Linked DNA regions of Homo sapiens: region 1 is linked to region 2. Evidence: read pairs that join two places in POLR2A ChIA-PET (ENCODE). Cell type or tissue: CD4-positive, alpha-beta T cell. All regions are shown on one strand. Each heading gives the region's core, and the rest is flanking DNA. Links, peaks and the distances in the headings are about the cores only. Region 1 holds the start of LOC124902227 (a long non-coding RNA gene). Region 2 overlaps TRMO (tRNA methyltransferase O).

Region 1 (7,296 bases), core at 1,258-6,257, 140 kb after region 2:
AAGACCATCCTGGCTAATCTGGTGAAACCCTGTCTCTACTAAAAATACAAAAAATTAGCCGGGCGTGGTGGCAGGAGCCTCTAGTCCCAGCTACTCGGGAGGCTGAGGCAGGAGAATGGCGTGAACCCAGGAGGCGGAGCTTGCAGTGAGCCAAGATGGTGTCACTGCACTCCAGCCCAGGCGAACGTGCCAGACTCTGTCTGGAAAAAAAAAAAAAAAAAAGTTTTCCTATAATTTTTAAATTGGAAAATTGCCTGGACACTTAGTATCTATTATTAATCTTAGATCTCAAATTATATGACAAGTTTGTTTTTCAAGCATTTATTCCATTACATTTACCTGATTATTTAATAGTTTTCCTAGATTAACTGTGATATCGAATAAGCACTAAACCACTTGATCAATAAATGCAAACAAAAATGCTAACAATTCTTAAAACATTTCTAATGTTATTTTACCTATAATGTTAAAGTCAGCTTATTTATTAAAGAGCTTACTTAGGCTGGGCGCAATGGCTCAAGCCTGTAATCCCAGCACTTTGGGAGGCCGAGGAGGGCAGATCATGAGGTGAAGAGATTGAGACCATCCTGGCCAACACGGTGAAACCCCGTCTCTACTAAAAATACAAAAATTAGCTGAGCATGGTGGTGCGCACCTGTAGTACCAGCTACTCAGGAGGCTGAGGCAGAAGAATCACTTGAACCTGGGAGATGGAGGTTGCAGTGAGCCGAGATCACGCCACTGCACTCCAGCCTGGAGACAGAGCGAGACTCTACCTCAAAAAAAAAAAAAAAGAGTTTACTTAAGTCATGCAATCTTGAAAAAGCATTTGATTAGTCTTTCTTTTTTGATAAAGTATTTGATTTAAGCACTTTTATTTTTCTTTAAGCCAGTTAATTAGAACTCATACATTTTTAGTAGTGAAACATTGTGTATACAACACATAAATACATAGACGTATTAGGCATGCCAATAGAAGTACATCTTATAGACTCATAAGACCTCTTTTTTTCCCCCTATTTAGACTTGCAAATTCTTGATAACCTGTTTCTTTACTCTAGGGAATTGTCAGCTGACTAGCCCTAAATTTGCATTTTTTTTTTTTTTAGATGGAATCTCGCTCTATTGCCCAGGCTGGAGTGCAATGGCGCGATACTGGCTCACTGCAACCTCCCCCTCCTGGGTTCAAGCGATTCTTCCGCCTCAGCCTCCCGAGTAGCTGGGATTACAGGCATGTGCCACCATGCCCAGCTAATTTTTGTATTTTTAGTTTTGCCATGTTGGCCAGGCTGGTCTGGAACTCCTGACCTCAGGTGATCTGCCCACCTCAACCTTCCAAAGTGCTGGGATTACAGGCATGGGCCACCATGCCTGGCTAATTTGCATGTTAAAGCAAACAACTCTTAGGTGAAAAATCAGATAGCAAAATTTACATCTCTAAATTCAGAGAGGAAAAAGTCTGGTGTGCTAGAGGGAAGTTAAAACTGATTTAATTGCCAGTTAAACATAAAATTATAGAAATCTATCATAAAGGAAATACACACACACAGACACACATACACACACACAGAGAGAGATCCTATAGCTTTTACTTCAGAACTCTAGCCATGAGATAAACACAAATTCACTGGCTTGCAAAAAAAAAAAAAGTTTGGATCTAAACAGTGGTTTTTATCTCAGTAGAAAAGTAACAGCAGAGTTAAAGCAAGCAGAAAAGAAAATAGAGAGAAAGAGAACTTAGAAATTCTGTGGACCTTTGGGCTCTTTTTCCTTAATGCAGTGGTCATCTTGTGCACAAAGACCATAATATTTCCATTTTACACAAATTCTAACAAGTAGAGGTGCCATAACACTAAGAGTGCCCCAAAAGGGGTTACTCTTCTTGTTTTCTCCGCCTTCTTAGATTATTTGTTTCCTTTTTTTTTTTTTTTTTTTCTTAAAAGGAGGAACTGAGCTGTGTCCTAGGGCTTTTGTGGAGTGGGTCAAAGTGTGTGCTGCTTGAGGGCAGCACTCCATAGTGTGTCACCACTGAGGTGTTACTGCCCTCTTAGCGTCTCAGTTTCTGACTCTGCAGGTCTAAGCCCCTTCAGGAGGGCTGAAAGTGCGGAGTCATCAGCTTCCATATGCCCTTCCTGGACAAGCCTTTTTAAAACTAATTTTGGTGAGGGTTCCCTGTAGGGCCGTTGCACGTCATGAGGGTCAACCCTCCAGACACTCCCATGTGGCCCCCGGTCACCCAGGGGCGCCTTTCAGCTAGCAAGGGCAAAATGCCCTTTCTCTTTTTTTTTTTTTTTTTTTTTTTTGAGAAAGAGTCTTGGTCTGTCACCAGGCTGGAGTGCAGTGGCACCATCTCGGCTCACTGCAACCTCCAACTCCCTGGTTCAAGCTATTCTCCTGGTTCAGCCTCCCGAGTAGCTGGGATTACAGGCACGCGCCACCATGCCCAGCTAATTTTTGTATTTTTAGTAGAGATGAGGTTTCACCATGTTGGCCAGGATGGTCTTGATCTCCTGACCTCGTGATCTGCCCGCCTTGGCTTCCCAAAGTGCTGGGATTACAGGCATGAGCCACCGTGCCTGGCTGCAAAATGCTCTTTCTCTTGGATGCTGAGTAAACTCAGTCTGTCATTTACCTATGAAAACAACAGTTCAGTTCCTCACTTAAATGTACACAGACAAGCCAAATTGAGATTAATTTTGGGAGAAAAAGCAATGGAGAAGACCCTTTAGAATGCGCCTCTGAGCTCAGTGTGGTGGCTCACACCTATAATCACAGCACTTTGGGAGGCCAAGGCGGGTGGATTGCCTGAGCTCAGGAGTTTGAGACCACCCTGTGCAACATGATGAAACCCTGTCTCTATTAAAACACAAAAAATTAGCTGGGTATGACGGTGCATGCCTGTGGTCCCAGCTACGTGAGAGGCTGAGGCAGGAGAATTGCCTGAACCCAGAAGGCGGAGGTTGCAGTGAGCCAAGATTGCACCACTGCACTCCAGCCTAGGTGACAGAGCAGACTCTGTCTCCAAAAAATAAAAATAAAGAATGCACCTCCGAACTAGAAGTAGGATCCTTAAACAACAGCCTCCTAAGACAGAAAAAAAACAACAGCCAAGACTACTTCCTGTAAATTGTGCTCAGCCACCCCTAACTTTGTAGCTCTCGTCCACCATTTCACATGCCAAGGTCAAATCCTCTCTCAGTACAAGGTCATCTCTGGTATCTCTTGTTAAATCAAGTTTAGCCTAAAGCTGCCTCCTTACATATTTTAAGTTCAGCCTAAAGGTTTCTCTGTACATCGTGAACTATAACAAGTGGAGGTATAAACAAACCATGGCCCACACCTGTGCCAATTACTGAGTTTTTGGCCAATCAAATGTAGCCAACTGTTTGAACTGTGTTCAAATAAGACAAATGCTGAGCTGTAACCAATCCAGTTGTTTCTGAACCTCACTTCCGTTTTCTGTACATCACTTCCCTTTTTCTGTCGTAAACCTTCTTCCACCACATGGCTGTGCTAGAGTTTCTGAGCCTAGCCTGGCTCAAAAGGCTCCCCAGTTCATGGATTGTTCATTTCTCAACTAAACTCCTTTAAATTTAATTCAGCTGAAGTTTTGCTTTCATCAGATGGGGTCAGAAACAGGATCTGAAGTAGAGCTTCTTCTAATGACCCCCAGGGGTGCTGAGTGATCAAGCAAGGTACCTGCAGGACCCATTTGTGTCCATTGATCTCTTGGAGCAGCTGGGGATCATGGTAAGTTCTTGCTCAGATTTCAGAACTCCATGGATTTGTGCTTTGAGCTCTCCGAGTTTCTTTGAGGAAATTTCTGTTCCAAACTGGGTTTGGAAATCACAACAGAAATTGGACTGGGTCCGGGATTGAATTAGATCTGGTAATTAACTGGCTTGGATCCAGTTAAGGCCTCTTACAACTGACTGGGTCAGAAAGAAACTGGTAGTAAATGGTAATATTGCAGGGGGTGTAAAATTTGGGTTTTGGAAATTCACAGGGATTTTTGTTTTTCACCCCTTTGTTTCATTTTTCTTCAGTGCTTACACAGGAAAAAAAATCATTGGCTAAGTTAATCAAGGGAACCCGAGAGCAAACCCAATATCCTAGGTAAAAATTTGATACTTAATTTCTGAAGAACTGAGTTCCTTCTGACTTATACATGCGTAAGTATTAGGGCCCTGGAAGCAGCGAAGTCTTACAGAAATGGTGAAATCGTACTAAAGGTAACTTACAGTGGAACATTCCAAATGAATAAAACTGCACTGAAATGCATTTGAAAATGAGGGCTCCCTAATTAGTCTCATCTAGGGATGTCTGTTGATATGCAGAAGAGTTTTTTTGTTTTTTGTTTTTTTTTTCAGAGATGGAGTTTCGTTCTTGTTGCCCAGGCTGTAGTGCAATGGCGTGATCTCGGCTCACAGCAACCTCCGCCTCCCGGGTTCAAACAATTCTCCTACCTCAGCCTCCTGAGTAGCTGGGATTACAGGCATGCGCCACCACACTCGGCTAATTTTGCATTCTTATTAGAGAGGGGGTTTCACCATATTGGCCAGGCTGATCTTGAACTCCTGACCTTGTGATCCACCCGCCTTGGCCTCTCAAAGTGCTGGGATTACAGGCGTGAGCCACTGCGCCCAGCTGATATGCAGAAGAGTTTAAAAAGATTTCCATATTTTTATTTAAAGCCTTTACAAAAGGCAAATAAAAAGCTTAGGCAACTAATTGATTAAAAAAAATTAAATCTGCCTTGTACTCTTTGCTGACAGCTATGAGTGACAGGATTAGGCACGTACAGGACCTTAGAACCTGGGGAAACTTTTCCCCCCAAAGGTGAAATTTAAGGGCTGATGGGACAGCTGGAAAAGGTCCCTTTGTGACCAAAAAGTGACCACTTGAACTTTTGATTCAGTATCACTGCAATGGGTGGGTGATATGGCTTTGTTGTGTCCCCAACTAAATCTCATCTTGAATTGTAGCTCCCATAATTCCCATGTGTTGTGGGAGGGACCTAGTGGGAGAGAATTAAATCATGGTGGCGGTTTCCCCCATACTGTTCTCATGGTAGTGAGTAAGTCTCACGAGATTTGATGGTTTTTATAAGGGGAAATCCCTTTTGCTTGGTTTTCATTCTCTCGTCTGCTGCCATGTAAGACGTGCCTTTTGCCTTTCACCATAACTGTGAGGCCTCCCCCACCACGTGGAACTGTGAGACCATCAAACCTCTTTTTCTTTATAAATTACCCAGTCCTGGGTGTGTCTTTATCAGCAGTGTGAAAATGGACAAATACAGTAAATTAGTACCAGTAGAGTGGACCACTGCTGTAAAGATACCCAAAAAGATATTCAAGCTCTAACAGCCTGGGACTCCTTGGGTAAAACAGGAGGCACCACAGAGCCTGTTTTGGGAAAAACCTCTGTTTTTCTCATGAAACCCCAGGAATTGGAAGCAGTTAGAGCCCTCTCAAAATCTAAGGCTCTGTTCTTTTCTGCATTGCATTATCTGATATTTTTGAGTTTTGGGGGTACCAGAAGTTACTTCACATTATGAGAGAAATTTAGTGTGTAATAGCTAGGTAGGAAATACAGTTTTGGGGATAGCTAATGGCAATTATGGGGGAATTCTCAGCTCTTTGCATGTTCGGATCAGAGAAGCATGCTCTTGGCCACCTAGAAAGCATGGAAATGAGCCGGGCGTGGTTCCTCATACCTGTAATCCCAGCACTTTGAGGGGGTCAAGGCAGGTGGATCACAAGGTCAGGAGTTTGAGACCAGCCTGGCCAATGTGGTGAAACTTCATCTCTACTAGAAATACAAAAATTAGCTGGGCGTGGTGGCACATGCCTGTAGTGCCAGCTACTCAGGAGGCTGAGGCAGAAGAATCGCTTGAACCCAGAAGGTGGAGGTTGCAGTGAGCTGAGATCATGCCACTGCACTCCAGCCTGGGTGATGGTGTGAGACTCCTTCTCAAAAAAAAAAAAAAAAAAAGTATGGAAATGTCACCCACACCCCCTGACTGAGAGACAAGACTCCCATGGATGATGGGCTAGTCACAGAATGGGCTGGTTAGCTTTGGATTGCTTTGCAATTAAATGCATGGTAAAATCATTGCACTGTCTTGTTCATAGCATTTCTCCTTTTGGGATCTGAGATCTGGTCTAAAAATGAAACCCTTAATATTGGGGGAATCCATTTTACCTTCCAGGTGTGCCTGCTTATTAGGTCCTAGAAACTGCTTTCCTCACCCTGTTCTACAAAGGGCTCCACTCTAAAGCCAGTAATCCAATTAAGAAATATAAAAACTGGCAAATGAAAAATCCTACAGCTACTGGATCTTCTTCCATCTGTCTGTCTGTGTAGTTATATATGTGTTGTGCGTGTGATGTTTATATAAAAGAGCTCTGATTAATTGGCTTCAAGAAAAATAAGTACTTAAATATTTTGAAAGAAAAATAAAAACTGTAATGCCTTTTAGTTCACATGACTTTAGTAACCTTTGGGAAATAAAAACAATTTTGAAGATTATTGGTAAAATAAAGATATTTAGTCTAATTTAGGCAGGTCAGATATTAGGTTTGCTAAATGCTTTAAGGTTATAAACTGCTTCTTTGGCTTTTGAAAATCGTTCAACTTGAGTAAAGGAATAGGCTGGGCATGGTAGCTCATGCCTATAATCTCAGCAATGTGGGAGGCCGAGGCAGGTGTATCACAAGGTCAGGAGATCGAGACCAGTCTGGCCACATGGTGAAACCCAGTCTCTACCAAAAATACAAAAATTAGCCAGGCGTGGTGGCGGGCACCTGTAATTCCAGCTACCTGGGAGGCGAGACAGGAGAATTGCTTGAACCTGGGAGGCGGAGGTTGCAGAGAGCCGAGATCATGCCACTGCATCCCAGCCTGGGTGACAGAGCAAGACTCTGTCTCAGAAAAAAAAAAAGAGTAAGGAATAAAGAGTGGCTATTCTGGCCGGGAGCGGTGGCTCATGCCTGTAATCCTAGCACTTTGGGAGGCCAAGGTGGGCAGGTCACCTGAGGTCAGGAGTTTGAGACCAGCCTGACCAACATGGAGAAACTCCATCTCTAATAAAAATACAAAAATTAGCCAGGCGTGGTAGCGCATGCCTGTAATCCCAGCTACTCAGGAGGCTGAGGCAGGAGAATCACTTGAACCTGGGAAGTGGAGGTTGCAGTGAGCCAAGATTGCACCACTACACTCCAGCCTGGGCAACAGAGTGAGACTCTGCATAAAAAAAAAAAAAAAAAAAAAAAAAAGAATGACTATTCCATATGC
Region 2 (7,296 bases), core at 1,575-6,574:
AGTTCACCAACCAGAGATGCACATTTCCTCACAAAGGACACTTGAAGTTGTGCCCACAGAGGCAAATGCTCATATGGAGACTCAAGAAAGCCTGGGGTTCAGAAGAGGCTTGAGATCATGTTATGAGAAACAGCTGAAGAAAACGGGGGTGCTCAGCCTAGGGAAGACCAAGGGGTGGTATGACAGGCTAACTTGGGAGGGCAACCAGCCTGTGTGGCCTCTCTAGTGGGCAGAGCTGTCGGAGGACAGAGTGGATCTCACGTTCAGGAAGAATGTTTTAATAATGAGCACTGCCCATAAAGAATAAGCTGCACAGGTCAGGGGTATATACCTCATTTAGGCAGGGCCTGGAAAGGCCAGATAGTGGGAACATTGAAGAGACTCAGGAACTGGCAGAAAACTGAGCCAGATTATATTTAACATCCTTTTTATTATTTTTGTGGGTTTTTTTTGAGACAGGGTCTCACTCTGTCGCCCAGGCTGGAGTGCAGTGGCACGATCTCGGCTCACTGCAACCTCTGCCTCCCAGGTTCAAGCGATTCTCCTGCCTTAGCCTCCCGAGTAGCTGGGATTACAGGCATGCGCCATTACCACCCAGCTAATTTTTGTATTTTAAGTAGAGGTAGGGTTTCACCATGTTGGCCAGGCTGATCACGAACTCCTGACGTCAAATGATCCACCCGCCTCCGCCTCCCAGAGTGCTGGGATTACAGGCATGAGCCACTGCGCCCAGCCTAAAATCCTTCTTAGCTCTAAAATCCTGAGACTGTATAATAAAACCCCAAACAATTTAATAGTCCTCTTGTTATAAGGCCGTTGGTTACCATCCCCCAGAGTCATTGTTAACATATTAAACAAAACATTTTGTGCTTCAAGCCCTGATGAAGCTTCAAAATAACTTTTCAAAAGAAAAAACAACAAAATCAAACTAAAGTGTAGGCTCTACCAGTGTCAACTTCCTACCTTTAACGTTTACTATAGTTATGTAAGATGGAACCAACCACTGGAAGAAGTTAAATGAAAAGCTGGGTGAAGGGTACACAGGACCTCTACTATTTCTGCAATTTCCTGTGAACCTCTGATTATTTCAAAATAAAAAGCTTTAAAAAATCAAATTAGCCCAGGCACAGTGGCTCATGCCTGTAATCCCAGCACTTTGGGAGGCTGAGGAGGGAGGGTTGCTTGGTACCAGGAGTTCAAGACCAGCCTGGGCAATGAGGCGAGACCCTTGTCTCTACAAAAAAATTTAAAAATAGTGGGGCATGGTGGCATGAGCCTGTAGACCCAGCTACTCAGGAAGGTGAGGTGGGAGGATCCCTTGAGCCTGGGAGGTTAAGGCTGCAGTGAGCTATGATCAGGCTACTGCACTCCAGCCTGGGCAAAAGCATGAGACTCATCTCTAAAAAAAAAATCAAAAACCAAAAATCAAATTAAAGATACCTCCCCAAGAAGTTCTAAGTAACATCAAAGGCAATTACAAATCAGTTTGGTTTAGGAGTACAGTGTCATCAGCCACAAATGACTCTGCACAAGTATCCACAGGCAGCAGAACTCATTTCAAAACTATTCAAGACTATTTCAATCAGCTCATTTCGATCAGCTATTAAGATTTACAATCATGATTAGGAAAGCATGTATCATGTTGACAGGTGTCTAATTTGGTTATGTTGATCATAAATCCTCAGTTATCTGGGAGCACATCATTAAAATCACCTATAGGCAATACATTCTTACAACTGTTTCCTATGTGGTACTACAGAGGATCCATGTATAATTACTGTATTTCTAAAACTATAATACAATAATTTATTTATGTCTTACTTCTTCCATTAACCATGATTGCAACAAGAACTACATCTTGTCATCTTATTTTATCACCAAAACCTAACCCATAGGTTCTCAATAAATAGTTGCAAAGTGAGTATATTAAAAAACAGTAATTATAGGCCAGGCACGGTGGCTCACACCCGTAATCCCAGCACTTTGGGAGGCTGAGGTGGGTGGATCACGAGGTCAGGAATTCGAGACCAGCCTGACCAACATGGTCTCTACTAAAAATACAAAAATTAGCCAGGCATGGTGGCGCACGCCTGTAATCCCAGCTACTCAGGAGGCTGAGGCAGGAGAATTGCTCGAACCTGGGAGGCAGAGATTGCAGTGAGCCGAGATCACGCCACTGCACTCCAGCCTGGGCGAAAGAGCAAGACTCCATCTCAAAACAAAAACAAAAACAAAAAAACAGTAACAATTTTCTTGAACTTCTGAGGGTGATTTCCTTTTCTGATACAAAGACATCCAAAGAAATCTCAGAGAGTCTCTATTTTAGAATCAGTATTAAATATATATACATATATATATGTGTGTGTGACTATGTCACAAAGTCTCTGAAACACATAAGTTTAATCTCAAAAACTATCTCTACTTGTTTTTTATTTGTTAGTTTCCTGATATAGGTTTGATTTGGAATCAAATAGAAAGGTCAGGCTTTTCCAGACAGACAGGAAAACCAATATGAATTACTGAATAGATCCCCTCAACTAGAAAGTCTCTGCTGGAATGAACTTTGTCTAATTTTATCAAGTGCACCAAGAACAGCTTCTTTCAGAAATTATCGAGACAGCATCACCTTTTGATTCTTTAATATCAACAGATCAAAAAGCATTTGGTGATTTCTCTGTATTTTATATCTCTTTGTTAAGTTTATTAATGTATACGTTTTTCAAATAAACATTTTGAACAGCCCAAATCAATCAAAGCCATGAGATCACAAAGTGTTGCTTCTCGACACAACATTAGCTTGTTCAGAAAATCCAAAAGCCACATCCAAAGATCAATGATGCTACCTTAAAGACATGAGGGAGGCTCCTTAAGACCCTAGAGACACCAAGGACCCCACAGGGCCAGTCATATGAACAGGCTCAGAAGCCGGCTTGATCCTCAGCACCTCTGCAAAGCCATCACCAAACCAGCAAGTGACATGCGCTATGTCTACAGTAAAGTAGAAAAGGCGGTCCTGGCAAAGCTTCCGGCGGTACACAGACCGAGGATCCGCTGACAGCACAGCCTCAATGGCACGCTTTGCTTCCTCTGCTGACTGAAAATATTTAAATGACGCCTGACCAACATCTGCAATGAAAAAAACACAACTTAATGAGCACTATCATGCAGGTTGAATTTAATTACAACAAACTTCAATATGGAATCTGGTTGGTTCCTTAAAGATCACTTGACATGGACAGGGTTTGGAAAACTATTTGATCATTACGGAGACTGTCACCGTCAAGAGGTGTTTATTATCATTAGGTTTAACTTGTACACCCCCAAATTTTTGTTTTACTGGACAGAAAAATCATGGTAGTATTTTTCCTTAGTCTCCTAAGACAGGTGAGCTTTCATTTTCTGTCAGCCAAGATGTCACTTTTCTGATATCCAAAATGTCACTTTTCTATACTCAATGTAGACTTTAATTCCTTGTCATTTTCTTCTCAGAACAGAGACAAGGAAATGCATGACAGTCCCAGCATCCTCAGAAAGCCACAAGAAAGAGAACTAAACCCACACACACCCAGAACACCAGCTACAGGCGAGAGAGGCTGCACCAGAAAGCTAGTATCACAGACCCGCAGTTACCAGTAACATCCCTTTGCTTTGGGACTCTCTCACATCTGTGTCCCTAAGAAACAGCAAAACTTCCTATGTTTGTAGGATTTTTAATGTATTTTATTTTTAATATGGTATGTATAAAACATAAATTTAGAAAGTAACTGTGACCTAGTTTTTCATAACTACAACATCACATACATCCAAATGCCCCTTCCAGGAAGGTACAGATCTTAAAAACACTGTCCCTGCTCAAAATATCATCTGTGGTGGCAGTGGATCTTTATCCCTCTTGGAGTGGATTTGATTTCTACAAGCAGCCAAAAATCACTGTGGGCCATATCTAATAAGCAGGTTGGGTAAATAAAGCCATGAAGTACAATTTTTAGTCAAAAATCAATTATATGGGCTGGGCACGGTGGCTCACACCTGTAATCCCAGCACTTTGGGAGGCCAAGGCAGGAGGCTCACAAGGTCAGAAATTTGAGACCAGCCTGACCAACATGGTGAAACGCCATCTCTACTAAAAATACACACACACAAAAAAATTAGCCAGGTATGGTGGCGCACGCCTGTAATTCTAGCTACTCAGGAGGCAGGAGGATCACTTGAACCCGGGAGGTGGAGGTTGCAGTGAGCCAAGATTGCACCACTGCACTCCAGCCTGGGTGACAGAAAGAGACTGTATCTCAAAAAAAAAAAAAAAAATCAATTATATGGCAATAAGGTTCCTTTACTGCATGGCTCATAGAAAATGGCTCTGAAGGCCACTCAAAAATGAGGAGAGCTCATCACACTCCCCTGTGACGGCGTTTCTGGGAGAGGCTCCAGGCCTCTGCTTGGCCGTTTATCTGGCATGGGTGCCTTCCCCCAATTCCCTGCCTACTCATCCTGCCAGGCTCAGCTCAAGCACTGTTTCCTTCCACACTCCCTCCCAGACACAAGTCAGGATTCTCCTCTCAGAGTGCCCACAGCACTCTGCCCAGACCTTTACTCCAGCACCAAACTTCCTCCCATTTCAACACCTTTAACCTCTTCTAGACTCAGAACTTCCTGAAGTCACTTCTTATTTCTGCAACAGCTCTGAATTTTGCTGTTTGCTATCAATCAGTTCCTGTTTTGTAGTTACACTGCGTAATTTCTCATTTTAATCATTTTTTTAATCAGTAAGGCATATTTCAAACATCTGACACATACTGCACTGCAGTTTAAAAAACAAAACTTTCCAGGCTGGGTGTGGTGGCTCACGCCTGTAATCCCAGCTACTCAGGAGGCTGAGGGAGGAGAATCGCTTGAACCCGGGAGGAGGCGGTTGCGGTGAGCCGAGATCGCGTCACTACACTCCAGCCTGGGTGACAGAGTAAGACTCCGTCTCAAAAAAAAAAAAAAAAAGAAAGAAAGAAAAAAGAAAAGAAAGAAAAACAAAACTTTCCATAGTAGTTTGCATTAGACAATAACCACAGGACAAGTGGTAAGCATAAAGTGTCTAGAAGGCAGGACTGTTTTGTTCCACCATAAAATCCTTTTACAACTGACCAGCCTCCTCCCATCAACTGTATACAGTGATGTAATGATTTCTATCAACAAAACTTTTAAAAATAAAAAGATCAATTTTAAAATCAAAAGCTTTGTTTAAAAGTAAAGCCTTAGGAGCCAAAGAGAAGCACAACCCTCAAGTGGCATCACCACTCATGACCACGAGACTGCCGTGTCCAGAAGTGCAGGGGGTGCCCTGCATACGGCACTTGGCTGAAGTTTGCATGTTGGGGCTAAAACCAGTTCCTGGGCCCTGGCAGGTGGCTGCCTCCACCCAGAGGAAGGGGTGGCTTTTCCTTTGCAAAAGGCAACAGTGTGGGCTGGCTGTGGCTCTGACAGGAAGAAATGGGGAAATCTCAGAGTCAGTTGGCATGTATCTCCAGTCCCAACTTTTAGACTTCTTTTTCCCATCAGAAAAACCTCCTTCAGGTTGGATTATCAAAGCCAAATACCCCCCTAGCCTCTTCATTCTCTCCCTGCTAGTAAAGCAGGGGAAAATCTAGTATCTTTGGTTGTGTAAGCCTTTATTTTCTGGATATAGAATGAAAGTCTTCATTGTCTCAATAAGGAACTCCAGCTTGCCTTTGCATGTCACTGAGGTGTGACATCCCAGAAATCACACAGGTAGTGATCTGACCCCAGAGATGGTCCCCTGCTCTCTGGGGATACGGACATCAAGTTCCTCTGCCTTTTACTTCTCCCAAGATCAAAACTCAAGTCCTTACAATGGCCTATAAAACCCTTAGGTGACCTCGTCCCTTTTCTAGTGCCTCTTTGACCTCATATCCTTCCGCTCAGCCCTCCTCAGTCCACTCTGACCACATGACCTCAAACGTGCCATGCACCCTCCACTTTGCGGCTGTGCACTGGCTGTCCCTCAGGCCAGCATGTCCTTTCTCTGGACAGGCTGGCTCATGTCTTCACCTCTTTGACCTTTGCTCATATGTGTCTTTCTCAGTGAGGCCCACTGGGGCCACCTATTTAAAATTGCAACAGGCTAGGTGCAGTGGCTCACACCTGTAATCCCTGCACTTTGGGAGGCTGAGACAGAGGATCCCCTGACCCCCAAGAGTTCAAGACAAGTCTGGGCAACAAAATGAGACCCCGTCTCTTTAAAAATTCAAAATAGGTTGGGCACGGTGGCTCACACCTGTAATCTGGACACTTTGGGAGGCCAAGGCGGGGGAATCACAAGGTCAGGAGATCGAGACCATCCTGCCTAACACGGTGAAACTCAGTCTCTACTAAAAATACAAAAAATTAGCTGGGTGTGGTGGCGGGCGCCTGTAGTCCCAGCTACTCGGGAGGCGGAGGCAGGTGAATGGTGTGAACCCGGGAGGCGGAGCTTGCAGTGAGCCGAGATCGAGCCATTGCACTCCAGCCTGGGCGACAGAGCGAGACTCCGTCTCAAAAAAAAAAAAAAAAAAAATCAAAATATTAGCCAGGTGTTGTGGTGCACACCTGTAGTCCCAGCTACACAGAAGGCTGAGGTGGGAGGACTGCTTGAGCCCGGAAGGCTGAGGCTGCAGTAAGCCATGTTCTTGCCACTGCACTCCAGTCTGGGTGACAGAGTGAGACCCTGTCTCAAAAATAAAATAAAATAGTAACAACACTCCAAGCCTGCTGTATTCTTAAATTTTTCAGTAACTCTTATCACCTTCTAATATTATATAATGTTGAATATGTTTGGTCTAATAACTTGATTGCTTATTATACTTTTAATTTGTCTCTCTCCTCCCCATTAGAATGCAAGCTCCATGACAGCAGGGGTTTTTTATATCTGTTTTGTTCACTGATGTATTCCAAGAACCTAGACCAATGTCTGGTACCTAGCAGAAGCTCAGTAAACAACTGTAGAATGAATAAATGAACTTCCCTCTTTATATGGTTATGCTGGCTCCTTACTGAGTTGTAACACAAAGAACAGCTTTTTGCAATCTGACATCTCCTTGGCAACCAGCTTCTTCTTTTTGATGGAGTCTCACTCTGTCACCCAGGCTGGAGTACAGTGGCAACATCTCGGCTCACTGTAACCTCTGCCTCCTAGGTTCAAGCAATTCTCCTGCCTCAGCCTCCTGAGTAGCTGAAATTACAGGCACCTGCCACCAAAACTGGCTTTTTGGATTTTTAATAGAGATAGGGTTTCATCATGTTGGCCAG

What was found. Peaks named below come from ENCODE experiments on the same cell type or tissue, not always from the same donor. Only the 100,000 strongest peaks of a DNase experiment are listed, where the experiment ranks them.
Region 1: POLR2A ChIA-PET joins it to region 2 with 14 read pairs; 5 of 35 experiments call an interaction of 5 or more read pairs at or near these places.

Annotation. Positions count from the first base shown.
Region 1 is chr9:98,042,090-98,049,385 of GRCh38, forward strand. It overlaps LOC124902227 (a long non-coding RNA gene), which reads left to right and starts at 3,483. Exons shown (of 2, transcript XR_007061687.1): 1 at 3,483-3,750; 2 at 4,371-6,114. It also overlaps a transcript of TRIM14 not described here. RefSeq lists enhancers at 3,516-3,585, 3,686-3,735. In CD4-positive, alpha-beta T cell, for the core only: CTCF peaks have their summits at 3,403 and 3,636; a DNase peak (open chromatin) is centred at 3,452; H3K4me3 peaks cover 651 bases; H3K27ac peaks cover 678 bases.
Region 2 is chr9:97,901,867-97,909,162 of GRCh38, forward strand. It overlaps TRMO (tRNA methyltransferase O), which reads right to left. Exons shown (of 5, transcript NM_016481.5): 5 at 2,623-3,126. The coding sequence ends at 2,867. Among named protein-coding and RNA genes, the nearest start is that of TRMO, 17 kb to the right of the region's middle. In CD4-positive, alpha-beta T cell, for the core only: no CTCF peak of the experiment used is centred there; DNase peaks (open chromatin) are centred at 3,035, 3,555, 4,855 and 5,365; H3K4me3 peaks cover 3,103 bases; H3K27ac peaks cover 4,734 bases.